2 separate regions of the Homo sapiens genome follow, and region 2 is linked to region 1. The links are chromatin contacts, found by Hi-C or POLR2A ChIA-PET in ENCODE. All regions are on one chromosome and are shown on one strand. Each heading gives the region's core, a stretch centred on a gene start or an enhancer-like site at or near the end of the contact. The rest is flanking DNA. Distances are from core to core; before and after follow the strand shown.

Evidence for each region. Hi-C counts contacts between places; a loop is a spot of excess contacts on that map. ChIA-PET counts read pairs that join two places held with the same protein, here RNA polymerase II (POLR2A). Pooled maps may share reads with other maps.
Region 2: a map with no recorded cell type shows a loop between it and region 1 (9-fold over the local background). The contact joins the enhancer-like site here to the promoter of DGCR6L in region 1. A Hi-C loop is called at or near these places in 1 of 37 single-sample maps with no recorded cell type and 4 of 50 pooled maps. POLR2A ChIA-PET finds 5 or more read pairs at or near these places in 1 of 52 experiments (OCI-LY7).

Annotation. Positions count from the first base shown.
Region 1 is chr22:20,318,810-20,325,567 of GRCh38, reverse strand. It overlaps DGCR6L (DiGeorge syndrome critical region gene 6 like), which reads left to right and starts at 5,508. Exons shown (of 5, transcript NM_033257.4): 1 at 5,508-5,689; 2 at 5,769-5,929. The coding sequence starts at 5,580. RefSeq lists silencers at 5,102-5,151, 5,342-5,471, 5,602-5,831, 5,868-6,162 and an enhancer at 4,435-5,222.
Region 2 is chr22:20,749,230-20,755,963 of GRCh38, reverse strand. PI4KA (phosphatidylinositol 4-kinase alpha) reads left to right here. Exons shown (of 55, transcript NM_058004.4): 24 at 2,784-2,854; 25 at 2,937-3,061; 26 at 4,209-4,290; 27 at 4,588-4,671; 28 at 5,970-6,059. Among named protein-coding and RNA genes, the nearest start is that of SERPIND1, 22 kb to the left of the region's middle. RefSeq lists enhancers at 3,700-4,497, 5,519-5,638, 6,731-6,734. Within about 2 kb of position 5,268, at least 11 of the 41 ENCODE cell types and tissues checked have a DNase peak (open chromatin) inside an H3K27ac peak, as active enhancers do.

The DNA.
Region 1 (6,758 bases), core at 4,259-6,758:
AAGGCGGGCAGACCACTTGAGGCCAGGAGTTTGAGACCAGCCTGGACAACACGGTGAAACTCTGTCTCTACAAAAAATACAAAAAAATTAGCCAGGCGTGGTGGCACATGCCTGTGATCCCAGCTGCTTGGGAGGCTGAGGCAGGAGAATCATTTGAACCTGGGAGGTGGAGGTTACAGTGAGCTGAGATCACGCCACTGCACTCCAGCTGAGTGACAGAGCAAGACTCTGTCTCAAAAAAAAAAAAAAAAAAAAAAGAAGAGGTATTTGCTTCTTCATAGACATTAATGAAAGTCTGTAGATCATGAAGAATCAGCAAATATGACACTACCAAAATAAACTCATAAATCTCCTGTAATCAACCCCCCAAAAATAGAGATCTACAAATTGTCTGACAATTCAAAATAATTGATTTAAGACAGCTCAGTGAAATTTACTAGAATGTATATATCAACTCAATAATATCAAGAAAATAGTAGATGAACAAAACTAAAAGTTCAATAAAGATACAGAAATAATAAGAACCAAACAGAAATTCTAGAACTGAAGAATACAATGAATAAAATGAAAATGCAAGCTGGGTGCCGTGGCGGACTCCTGTAATCCCAGCACTTTGGGAGGCCGAGGCAGGCGGATCACTTGAGGTCAAGAGTTCAAGACCAGCCTGGCCAACATGCCAAAACCCCATCTGTATTAAAAATACAAAAATTAGCCAGGCATGGTGGCATATGCCTGTAATCCTAGCTACTAGGGAGGCTGAGGCAGGAGAATCGCTTGAACCGGGAGGTGGAAGTTGGAGTGAGCCAAGATGGCACCACTGCATTCAAGCCTGGGTGACACAGACTCTGTCTCAAAAATATATAAAAATAAATAAATGAATGAAATGAAAATGCAATAGAGAATTTCAATTGCAGACTTGATCAAACAGAAGAAACAGAAGAAAGAATCTGTGAAATTAAAGCCAGGACATTTGAACCCGGAAGGCAGAGGTTGCAGCGAGCCGAGATTGCACCACTGCACTCCAGCCTGGGCAACAGAGCGAGCCTCCATCTCAAAAAAAAAAAAAAAAAAAAAAAAGACAGAGGTTGCTCTCTGAATGCCTGAGGGATTCAGGGCTGAGTCCACCAACATTGTTTCATGAAACTCTACTCAGCCAGCCAGTGGAGGCATCATGTATACAGTCAGCACTCCACATATCCTCACTTCCTGAGCATCTACAGTGCAAACCGACACACTCATCACACTCAAACAGCACATGCCGCACGTCAACCCGAGCCTCCCTCACAGGTTGCTTTCATCTCTTTTTCTCTCTTCACTGCAAGTTTTTTGCCCAAATGCAATTAGACACTTTTTTTTACAGAGACAGAAACCAAAGAGTTTTAACTAGGCACCACTACAGCAGTGGCTGTTGACCATCGTCTCCTGGCTGGAACCAGGGAATCCTGTGGGTGAGGGAGGAGCAATGCAGCAGCCCCAGCTGACTCACTCTGGGGTGGATGGATGGATTTACTCACTTACTTACTTATTTATTATTTGATTCTTGTTCTGTTGCCCAGGCTGCAGTACAGTGGTGTGATCTCAGCTCACTGCAGCCTGGACCTCCTGGGCTCAAGTGATCCCACCTCAGTCTCCCAAGTGGCAAGTAGCTGGGACTTCAGGCACATGCCACTATGCCAGCGAATTTTTTAAACTTTTTGTAGAGACAGGCTCTCACCCTGTTGCCCAGGCTGGTCTTGAACTCCTGGCCTCAAGCCATCTGCCCATCTTGGCCTCCCAAAGTGCTGGGATTACAGGTGTGAGTCACCACACTCAGCCCACTCAGTTTTGAGTGGCCATTTGCTTTGACTCAGCAAACACTTCTGATGGTAACAAAGCACCAACTGGGTGGCTGGTTTCAATCCTACTCTTGCCACCCAACACCGCAACATTTTATCAACCTGGAGCAAATGCTCTCGGGTCCTGAGGAGCTGGCCACACAGCCCATTTTGCTGGTGGGACAGTGGGAAGCCCCGCCCTCCTCCCATCCCACACCACTTAGGCAAGAGCTGTGCCTAGGAAATGTCACCCGTAACTGGTCCGCACAGACCCTGTCTTCTAAAAGGGTGCTGTGCCTCCACCAGACCCCATGAGCAATACATTTGTCAAGCACACGCAAGACATGCCAAGGCCAAGGCCTGACTGATTTGACAGTAAAGACACAATGAGCCCCTCTCATTCAGACCTTATTACTCACAGAGTGAAAATAAGAGAAGCCTGAGGTGGCAGCTCCCTGCTGTCCTGGTGCCACACACTAAAAAGGACAACACTGAAACAAAAGGGGTCAGAGAGCATGCGTTGCGGGACACCCACTGTGGAGGAGCCCCTTGACACTGCAGCTGGGTGGCGTCCTCATCTGCAGCTCTGTTTTGAGGGCCGGGGGCAGGGAGCCTCACCCTCACCAGGGCCAGTGAGGCAGGAAGTGAGGAACAGTCTCGGGAGACAGACGGAGTGAGCGGTGGCCTGGGTGCAGCCTGATGTTCTGGGAGGAGCAGGCTTAGGTCAGGTGCTGTGTGCACCTCTGCATGGCCTATGGGGATCCTGCAATGGCTCAGGGCCCCACAGCAGAGCTGTTTCTCCGCCCACACAACAGACATACAACCTGACACATGAAAACTCACAGAGAAACACAGAAAGGCACATGTGACAAAGAGCCACACAAAAGGCATGCAGCAAAGCCTTTTGACACACGTGCGCGCACACACACACACACACACACACACACACACACAGGCACCCACTCCTTCAAACCTTGGTGTTTGCCCAGACACAGCTGTGTCAGAGACAGGGGACCTGCAGCTCCCCAACACACACCAGTCACCCCACACTAACCCAAGGTGTCACCAGCCAGCCTGGTGGACTCGGGAGGCCAAGTGGAGGTGGACAGTGGCCGCAGAGCAAAGGCCTTCGGTGGATACCACCCGACGGGAAGAGCCATGGGGCCCATCGTGTCCACACACACAGGGGAAACGCACGTCTGCGAACCAGCTCCCCCATTCCTACACATATATCACCCATCCCTGGGGCTCTGGAGGATGAGACCCCTCCTTCCAGACCAGGCCCTCCCTGAAGACCCAGAGGTGGCCCAGGAGTCCCCATGCCTGAGTGACATACTGCTCATGTCCATGAAAAAGAAAAGGAACTTTGTGTGTGTGTGTGTGTGTGTGTGTGTGTGCGCGCGCGCACAATGGAAGTTTATATATATATGTATAAAGTATATATATATATTCATATATATATTCTTTTAAGTTCTGGGGTACATGTGCAGAACGTGCAGGTTTGTTACATAGGTATACACGTGCCATGGTGGTTTGCTGTGCCCATGAACCTATCATCTACATTACGTATTTCTCCTAATGCGAAAGGAACTTTTTTATCTGAGGAATGTGAGCTCCCTTTAATTATCTGGCCCAGAGAGGCACTGGAATGAAACAGCAGTCACATCCCACTCCTACTTGAGCTAACGACCTCTTGAAGCCAATTGCTCTGTGGGTTCCAGACTGACACCAAGTAGGCATAAAAAGCCATACGCTGGACACCATAACTCTTACCCAGTAGTCCAACACCTTATAGCCAGTCACTAAGGGTTCTCTCTGGAAAGCAGTCAGAATTCCTGCTGACTTCATATCAGCCCACTCCTTGTCCCCTTCAGTCTTTAAAAACTTGCTTGTAATAAGGCTGAATGAAGCACTCCCAGGGCAACTTGGTGTGTCCTGGGCAGCTCTCTCAGCCTTGGCCCAGACAAACTCTCTATATGAACTGTGGTTCAGTTTGTTTCTTTAGGTTGACATCCACATTAGGGGAGCAGTGTTGCTGGGCTGGGGAAGCTGGTTCAGGTCAGACGTTGCACCAAGGGTTGGAGAAGGGGCCTTCCTGCATCAGCACCCGGACAAGGCAGAGGAGCAGGTGTCCAAACCCAGGCCTGGCCTGCTCCTGCTGTGGCTCACAGCCCCCACCCCACCTGGCAGACCCCGGAGCTGGCGACAGTGTTGCCCAGCTGGCCACAGACATATCATCACGTGGGGCTGCCCTATATCCTCCCAGTCTCCACACAGACACTCTTCATGGACTGGGGGACTGAGGGCAGGGACACTGGTGAAACAGGCAGGCGTCTTCACCCAGCTAATCATCCCACTCACCACCTCCGGGGGAGGTGACAGTGACCAAGCCCAGCCCCAGCTGGCTCCTGGTCACTCACTACAGACTCAGCTCCCACAATCTCGAGTCCCACCTCCAGCTCCTGCCATTCTGAGGGACCTGGAGGCCAGGGTGCCCGGCGCATGACCAGCTCTGGGTTGTGGACCGCCCTCCACGGCAGTGGCCTGAGCGCTTGTCATTATTCACTTTATTCATGCCTGGTTTCTGTCTGGAAGGGACCACAAGGACATGGCGTGCAGGGGAGCCAATCCTGCCAGGGACTGAGGAAACAGATCCTGGAGAAAACCAGACACTTTGCTGGCACTTCAGGGGGACCCCAGTTGGTTGGCTCAACGCCCCCTCTTCCCCATAGCCAATTACTAACCAATGTTCTCTCTGGAAACCAGTCATAATTCCTAACCTGGTCAAAGCAGGGTCATCTCACACAGCCCAGCCACCCAGCAGGCAGCTAAAGAGTGCCTGATGAAATGCAAGTCTGATCGTGTCTGCGTCCCCAAGCCCTTCCGTGCCCCCTGCTGCTCTATGGACAAGCCCCCAGCAGCCTCTGTAATGCACAGCACCCGCCCTTGTCTCCTGTGCTGGCTTCCGCAGCCTGGCCACACTGGTCCTCTCGCCCACCCACCTGACCTGACTCTGGCAGGGCCTTTGCAGGAGCCATTCCTCCACCCGAGCCCCTCCTATTAAAGCCTGTTCCTAGACGGTTCAGCCCCAGCCACCAGAAGCCCCCCAGCCCCGGCCCAGCAGCTGGCCTGTGGAGCGGGGAGAGCGCAGTCTGGGCTCACGGGCTGGGGGCCACGGAGGCCCAGATGGGGACTCTGGCTCCGACTGTCCTGACCCAGAGGCTCTAGGGCGGTCCTGTCTGTCTCACCCCGGGGGCGGGGAGGACGCAGACAGACCCCAGCGCCACTGCTCGGCCGCGGATGGTGCCTTAGACCCAGGTCCTGTGGGCTCTGGCCCGAGACCCCTGCCTCTGGGGAGGCCGGTGACCGGGACAGTCCACCTCGCAGGCGCGCCGGCGCGGAGCCCGGACCTCGGCCCGCAATGACTCAGCAAGGGCCGGTGGGATTCTCCGTGGTCCTGCGATATCCAGACGGCGGAGTCTCGCCTTTAATGTCGCGCGGGGAGCAGGCAGGTGCGAGCCTGGGCTGAGCAAAACCCTCCTTGGAGTCTCCGCAGAGGAGCGGGGCGCGCCTCCTGAATAAGCAGGCGGCGGGGCGCGGGGCAGGGCGGGGCAGGCGGCCAGGCCCTCTCGGGACTGTCGTAAAAGGGGGCGGAGCGCGCCGCGCGTGGGACAATCGTAAAAGGGGCGGGACGCGCCGCGCTCGGGATGTCGTGAAGCTGGGGGAGCTCGTCGCCGCCGCCGGCGGCTAGCGGGCGTCCGCGCCATGGAGCGCTACGCGGCCGCCTTGGAGGAGGTGGCGGACGGTGCCCGGCAGCAGGAGCGACACTACCAGTTGCTGTCGGCGCTACAGAGCCTGGTGAAGGAGTTGCCCAGGTACGCAGGCGGGGCGGGCGGAGGCCTGCGGAGGCGGCTTCGTTTCCCGCCGGGGCTCACCGCGCCCCCCTACCCGCAGCTCTTTCCAGCAGCGCCTGTCCTACACCACGCTCAGCGACCTGGCCCTGGCGCTTCTCGACGGCACCGTGTTCGAAATCGTGCAGGGGCTACTGGAGATCCAGCACCTCACCGAAAAGAGCCTGTACAACCAGCGCCTGCGCCTACAGAACGAGCACCGAGGTGCGCGGGGGCAGCGGGATGAGGTGCCGCCTCCTCCGGGTCGGCGCCTCCGGGCAGCTCTTGGTATCTGTGCAGATCAGCTCCTTCCTTGGAAGTGTTCGGAAGAGGTCTCTAAGATTGACAAAATCAACGGGCGCAGAGACTGAGACAGCGCCTTTTTGGTGATCAGTGGGTCCAACCAGTTTTGTTTTCAGTTGCGCAGCACCCACCTTCTTAGCAGAAACTCCCTGTTCGGGCTTCCCTGTGCCCCACGCGCTTCCAGACAGGATGGCCCTAGGCCTCGGTGCCTGATTGGCCTGCAGGCAGACTCTGGTGGTGGCGCTGACTGCAGCAGCATTGCCCCTCAGTAGTTGGAAGTCTGTTGACAGTTGTGCAGCAAGCGTCTTTCAGGGTCAGTTCCCTCTCAGGCCTCGCAGGGCCTCATTCCAGTTGCACATCAAATTCCTAAGCACTGTCTCCTGTGGCGCCCTCCCAAACCCGAAGAGCTTCCCACTTGAGCCAGGCCTGCTTGGTGGGCTTGGGAGCCCTTTCCTGCAAATTATATAGGGCAGGTCCCCCTGCACCATCAGTTTCCACCTTTGTTATTTTTCCCAAACTTCTTATTTTAGAAGTTAAAACATTTAGAAAAGCTGAAAAGATAGTATAGTGCATACGCTTGTGCTCTTCACTAAAGTTCAATAGTTAACGTTTTGCTCTAGTTCTTGACATCCCAAAATATATACATGTGACAGCATAGCATTCACCAAGAGTCTTCAGCATTCCTGGAGACCAGGATTTTCAACCCAGCCATGCTGACATTTGTGGCTGGGTAAGTCTTTTTGGTGAGATG
Region 2 (6,734 bases), core at 4,019-6,518, 430 kb before region 1:
AGGGCAGACCCAGCATGTAGTCATGCAAATTAAAAACACTGGATAGAGAAACAGCATTATGGAGTGTGAATTGGCATTTTATTACAGTTTCTTCATCTGCACTGTGATGATCACTGTGTTCTGTTGCTTTTTTTCTTTTTCTTTTCTTTTTTTTTTTTTTATGTGACAGTGTGTCGCTCTGTCACCCAGCCTAGAGTGCAGTGGCACAATCTCAGCTCCCTGCAACCTCTACCTCCCAGGCTCAAGTGATTCTCATGCCCCAGCCTCCCAAGTAGCTGGAATTAACAGGTGTGCACCACCGTGCCCAGCTAATTTTTGTATTTTTAGTAGAGACGGGGTTTCACCATGTTGGCCAGGCTGGTCTCAAACTCCTGACCTCAAGTGATCCACCCGCCTCAGCCTCCCAAAATGCTGGGATTACAGGCATGAGCCACTGTGCCCAGCCCATTCTGTTGCCTTTTACAGCCTACTTGGCACCTCTGTAACAATGAGCATATCCGGTGCTCAGATCTTGGTTTCTAAATAGTATTCTCCAATAAAAGGAACCAGGGCTCCATGGAGAAATGGTTGATTCTAGGGAGGCCTGTACAGGATGAGCCTGGGGCACCTTGTTACACCAGAAAGTAAGGACACGCCAAGAAAGAAGAAGAAAAGACAAGACATGGGGCCTGTCCGAATGACACAGGAGCCAACCTGAAAGAGCTCCGAGTGGCCAAAGCTGGAATGATTTGAATAGAATAAATGGTATTGGATTATAACCCAACGAATAAACATCCACGGTTCTGTAATGATTAGACTACCGAATAAATAAAAAATGGGGAAAAAGGCTGAACCTTCCTTACAGAATTCCAGTTACTATTAATAAAAATAGAAGAGGCTGGGCACGGTGGCTCATGCCTGTAATCCTAGCATTTTGGGAGGCCAAGGCAGGAGGATTGCTTGAGCCCAGGAGTTCAAGACCAGCCTAGGCAACAAAGCGATACCCTGTCCCTAAAAAATAAATTTTTGTTTTGTTTGAGATGGAGTCTCGCTCTGTCACCCAGGCTGGAGTGCAGTGGCATGATCTCAGCTCACTGCAACCTCTGTCTCCTGGGGTCAAGCGATTCTCCTGCCTCAGCCTCCCAAGTAGCTGGGATTACAGTGGCACGCTACCATGCCTGGCTAATTTTTGTATTTTTAGTAAAGATGGGGTTTCACCATGTTGGCCAGGCTGGTCTCGAACTCCTGACCTCGTGATCCACCCACCTCGGCCTCTCAAAGTGCTGGGATTATGGGCGTGAGCCACCATGCCTGGCCAACATTTTTTAAAAAGTAGAAAGAATTGAGGGAAATAGAAAATTCCTATGACAACCACAGTAACTACTGCAGGCAGAATTCACTCGTGGATGCCAAAGTGAAGGGGCAAAATCTTAAAAGACATGATCTCTGCATAACTTCAAAGTATCTTCCCCAAAATATCAATCGCTGTGGTGGCTGTAATTCTCATTCACAAATTTCCTTCAGGAGGTAGCATTTAATTCCTTGGCTCTGAGTGTGGGCTGTCCTTAGTGACTTGCTTCTAAAGAATAGAGAAAGGGACTGGGCATAGTGGCTCACGCCTGTAATCCTAGCACTTTAGGAGGCCGAGGCAGAAGGATTGCTTGACCCAGGAGTTCAAGACCAGCCTGGGCTACATAGTGAGACTCCCAGTCTCTACAAAAAATAATCAATTAGCTGAGCATGGTGTTGTACATCTGTAATCCCAGCCACCAGGGAGGCTGAGGTGGGAGGATCCCTTGAGCCTGGGAGATCAAGGTTGCAGCTGAGCTATGATCTCACCATTGCACTCCAGACTGGGCAACAAAGTGAGACCCTGTCTCAAAAAAAATAGAAAAAGGGAAAAACGGTAACTCAAACCAAGGGATCAAGGTTAGCTTCACCAGTAATAAGAGATACTGTTATCACATACCACTTACGTGATGCAGAAAGAGCACATCCAGGCCGGACACGGTGGCTCACGCCTGTAATCCCAGCACTTTGGGAGGCCGAGGCGGGCGGATCACGATGTCAGGAGATCAAGACCATCCTGGCCAACGTGGTGAAACCCTGTCTCTACTAAAAATACAAAAAATTAGCCGGGCGTGGTGGTGGGCACCTGTAGTCTCAGCTGCTCAGGAGGCTGAGGCAGGAGAATGGCGTGAACCCAGGAGGCGGAGGTTGCAGTGAGCCAAGATCGCGCCACCACACTCCAGCCTGGGCAACAGAACGAGATTCAATCTCAAAAAAAAGAGAAAGAAAAAAGAAAGGGCACATCCACTCTATGGAGTTCTCCCTCAAATCCTGTAACCCTAGTCTTATCATGGACAAGCATCAGACAAACCTAAATTAGGGGACATTCAACAAAATAACTGTTCTTCAAAAGTGTCAAAGTCACAAAAGACATTGACAGACTGAGGAGTCACCACATATTGGACAGGAGTAGGAGACACAGATTAAATGCCACCTGGTGTCCTGGGTTGGATGCTGGAACAGAAGCGGGGCATGTGTGGGAGACCTGGGAAATCCAGACGAAGTCTGAAGTTTAGGTAATAGGATTATATCAATATCTGACTCAGTTTTGACACATCAGCCTGGTTACTGCAGATGTTAAAATCCAGGGAAGCTAGGTGAAGGGTATATGGGAGCTCTGTGCTGTCTTTGCCACTCTCTGTAAGTCTAAAATCATTTCAAAAGAAAATGATTGAAAGTTGCTAGGATTCTCTCTCTGTTGCTGCACCTTATCCATGGAAACCTTCTCGTTTCAGGGATGATGCAGTGTGTGATTGCAGTCGCGGACAAAGTATTCGATGCCTTCCTGAACATGATGGCGGATAAAGTAAGCCTCTCCAGCATGAATGCGTGTCTGTCTGCTGGAGGCATCTGGGGCACTGCGGTACCTGTTTCTTTTGCATCTCTAGGCCAAGACCAAGGAGAACGAGGAGGAGCTGGAGCGGCACGCTCAGTTCCTGTTGGTGAACTTCAACCACATCCACAAGAGGATAAGGAGGGTGGCAGACAAGTATCTATCTGGTCTGGTGGATAAGTAAGCTCATTTTCCTGCTAATGTTTTGTGTGTATGTATATAAACTTCTGTGATTTCAAATGCTGGGAAAAATCATCCTTATATTATTAATCTAGGAAAAAATGGAGTCAGAATGAAAACTCCTAAGGGTGATGCAGCCTCCCTCCAATGTCTGTGAGTTTCCTGCAGAGTCTGAATTTTGGTGCAGAAACTTCTGTTCATTCTGAGCTATCGATGTTACTTACAGCACATTTGCTGGGTGCCACATCCCTGTGTCTCTCAGTCCCACCCACTCTGGCATGACCTGGTGCACCATCTTCTAGCCCAGGGCCCAGCCAGAGGTCCCCTGGTAGGATCAGTATCTTTGGGCTTCTCAGGAACAAAAGCCCACACAGACCCTTCTGTGCTGTATACTCTTTGTTCTGGGAGCCAAAACAGACCCTGTTGGGACATGTCCCCACACTGATGAGAACTCTCACAGGTGGGCTGGACCAGCTTCTCCAAGGTGAGAAGGCCAGAGGCAGCAAAACACCCACATGGAGGCTGCCTGCAGCTCCCCAGAGGTATCCAGTGGTTCTGGAGCCTGTTGCAGATACTGTGTGCCTGGTCCAGGCAGCAGCGCCACCACAGGTGGTCAGGAGCCAGCCAGGGGTCACGAGAACGAGTCCAGCACACACGTGGCGTGTGTCTGAGCTGGGCTTCCTGAGCAGTGGGCCACTGGTGGGTCACAGCTGTGCAGAGACACCTCTCCTTCAGCCCTGGGGCCATCGGAGCCCATGGCCTGTCTTACCCCAGGGTGTCAGGTAGATACTGTTGTTTTCTCCATTATGTGAGAAATAATGGAGAACCCTGGTCAGAAACTAAGAGGATTGCTTTGGAAAGTGAGGGGTGTCCTGGCCAGTGCATAACCAAGGCAGTTGGTGTCAGGTTTGTCTGGCCCTAAGAAGTGGGGCTGGCAGGGGCCTGGGGAGCCTTTCTGACCAGGCGTTGCTCACCTTACTGCAATGAGCCTGAGGAGGCCAGGCATCCTGCTGCAAGGGCCTCCCGACCTCCTCCTTCAGCTGGCCTGAAGCAGATATGGGCTCGGGCTGGCAGCTGAGGGGGCTCCTAGAAGCAGACCTTCCTTGGAGGTTTGGCTCTTGGTCCTGAGAGCTGGCTCTTGGTGCAGGTTTCCCCACTTGCTCTGGAGCGGGACTGTGCTGAAGACCATGCTGGACATCCTGCAGACCCTGTCACTGTCACTGAGCGCTGTGAGTGTCCCCAGGAGACCTAGGGCCCAAACACCACCCGCTCTACCACCACCCCGCCGGCCCTGTCCGCCCTGTGTTGTGGCATGCTTCTCTGACAATAAGCCTGAACATAATTAATGCTACAGGTGTCGAGTTGGGGGTGAGGGGGCCCAAATCCACCTGGTGTTTTGCAATAAGTTGCATCAAGTATGGAGGCCTGTCACAGACAGACAGGTGGTGGGTAGGGGTGGCCCATGTGGTTGCTAGTGGCAACTTGGGGAAGGCAGTTTGGAAGAGGGAGTCTTGCTGTGCTTGCAGGATATTCACAAGGATCAGCCTTACTATGACATCCCCGACGCCCCCTACCGGATCACGGTTCCTGACACGTACGAAGCCCGTGAGGTAGGCCCGACACGATCCCCTGCACTAAGGGCCATCTTTACCACAATTCCCTGAGTATTTCCACGAGATGGTCAACCTGCATGAGCTCACCCAGTCCCCAGCAATTTGAGGTGTGGGTGGTGCTGGCCCCATCCCCCAGTGAGGAGACCAAGCCATTGCCAGGCTCCACCGAGTGCAAGGGGAGCTGGCTGCCCCCAGGTCGCTCTGTCTTCCAAGCCCAGCTCCCCCACCTCAGCCATGTTGACTCAGCTGTGTTCTCGGTTTAGCTGCCAAAGAGGTCTTCAGCTACCAGCCAGTTTATAGCCTCTCGAGTCTGCGTCGCACAAGCATGATTTTCAGGTGGACTTCACTTCTCTGAGGTGCACTGACATTTTGTTATTGTGGTAATAGGGGATCATGCCTTTGACTTGTGCTATCCAATGGGGAAACTGGCAGAATAAATCACTCCAAAAGAGGAGGATGTACTGGGTCTCTCCTCTCCCCAACTCGGTCTCAGAGCCCTCACTGTGGCAAGACTGCAACTCAGCTCACAGCTCCTTCAGCCTGGGCTGAGTCATGTCCTACCTCTGGACCTCTGCCAGACCAGCTGTCAATGGGGAGTTTCCCACAGAGTGGTGTGGCACCGAAGAGGATTTTGCCACGCAGAGCCTGCCCTTCCATCCAGTCCCAGACCCAGGACACAAGTTGCACAGTGTCCCTGTGACATGTTATTCTTGTAGATTCTGCCACAAACCTTGTGCAGGAATTACATACAGATCATAGTGTGTGTGGGCTTCCTGGCCCCAGGGGCCTTGAGGTTCAAACTTAGTGGCTGTGCTAGTCTCTTGGGCTTCTGTAGCAAAAGACAATAGACTGGGCAGCTTGAAAGGTCTTGACAGACATTGATTGTCTTACAGTTCTGAGGGCCGAAGTGTAAAATCAAAGTGTTGGCAGAGCTGGTTTCTGTGGAGACCTCTCTCCTTGGCTTGTGAATGGCAGCCTTCTCCCTGTGTCTTTACGTGTTCTTCCCTCTGTGCACACCCTCCTCCCTGCCCCAGTATTTCTGTGTGTCCAGATTTCCTCTGCACACACGTAAGGAAGGATACTGGCCAGATTGGATCAGGACCTACCCTATCAGCCTTTTAATTGAATCACCTCTTTAAAGCCCTATCTCCAAATGAGTTCCACTCTGAGGTACTGGTACCAGTTAAGGCGCAGCATAGGGATTTGGGGAGACATAGTTCAGCCCATGACAGTCACTACGGCAGCTCAGATGAACTGACCTCGGGTTGTTGAGAAGCAGCTTCACCCTCTTCCAGAGCATTGTGAAGGACTTCGCTGCACGCTGTGGGATGATCCTCCAGGAGGCCATGAAGTGGGCACCTACCGTCACCAAGTCCCACCTGCAGGTACTTGAAACCATCAAAAGGCAATTGCCATAAGCTCCTTCAAACTCCCAAAAAAGCTTTACAGAGACATGAAGAACTCAAAATCCAAATAGCACTAGTGTGAATGGAGACTGGAAGCATCAGTCTAGGGCCTGAGAATAATAGATGCCTCAGAGGCTGCTCTGTGTGTTAGGAGCGCCTGTGGGGCCAGTGCTGGCCAGGGCACAAGGAGGGCATCTGACGGCTCACACCAGGTGAGGTGCCAGGTCTGTGGCAAGACTTGGGGGCTGCTCACGAGAGGAAGGGCTTGTGTGGTGGATGTGGGAGGCTGCCAGATGGCAGCATCTCTAAGTGCCAAGTGCATTGCTGGCACCTGTGCCCAAAGGCAGGGGCCTGACCAAGGCTGGTGGAGCAGAGGCAGAGTTGGGGACTTGTGTCCCATTAAAGCTCCACATAAGCTGCACATGTAGGTGCATGGGAGTCTTTCAGACAAAAACACTGGTTTGGAAACTCAGATGGCCACGAAGTAAACCATGTAATGCCACAGGGTGTGAGAGGAAAGAATTGCCTTAAAAGGAATCAAAGATGAGAAAAATACCTCTGGAAGGAATCTGTGTTAGCAGAGAGTGGGTGTGCTGAGAGGAACTCTTGTGAGGTTTACCCTGGCAGCACTTTAAAGATGAAACAGGCTCAAAA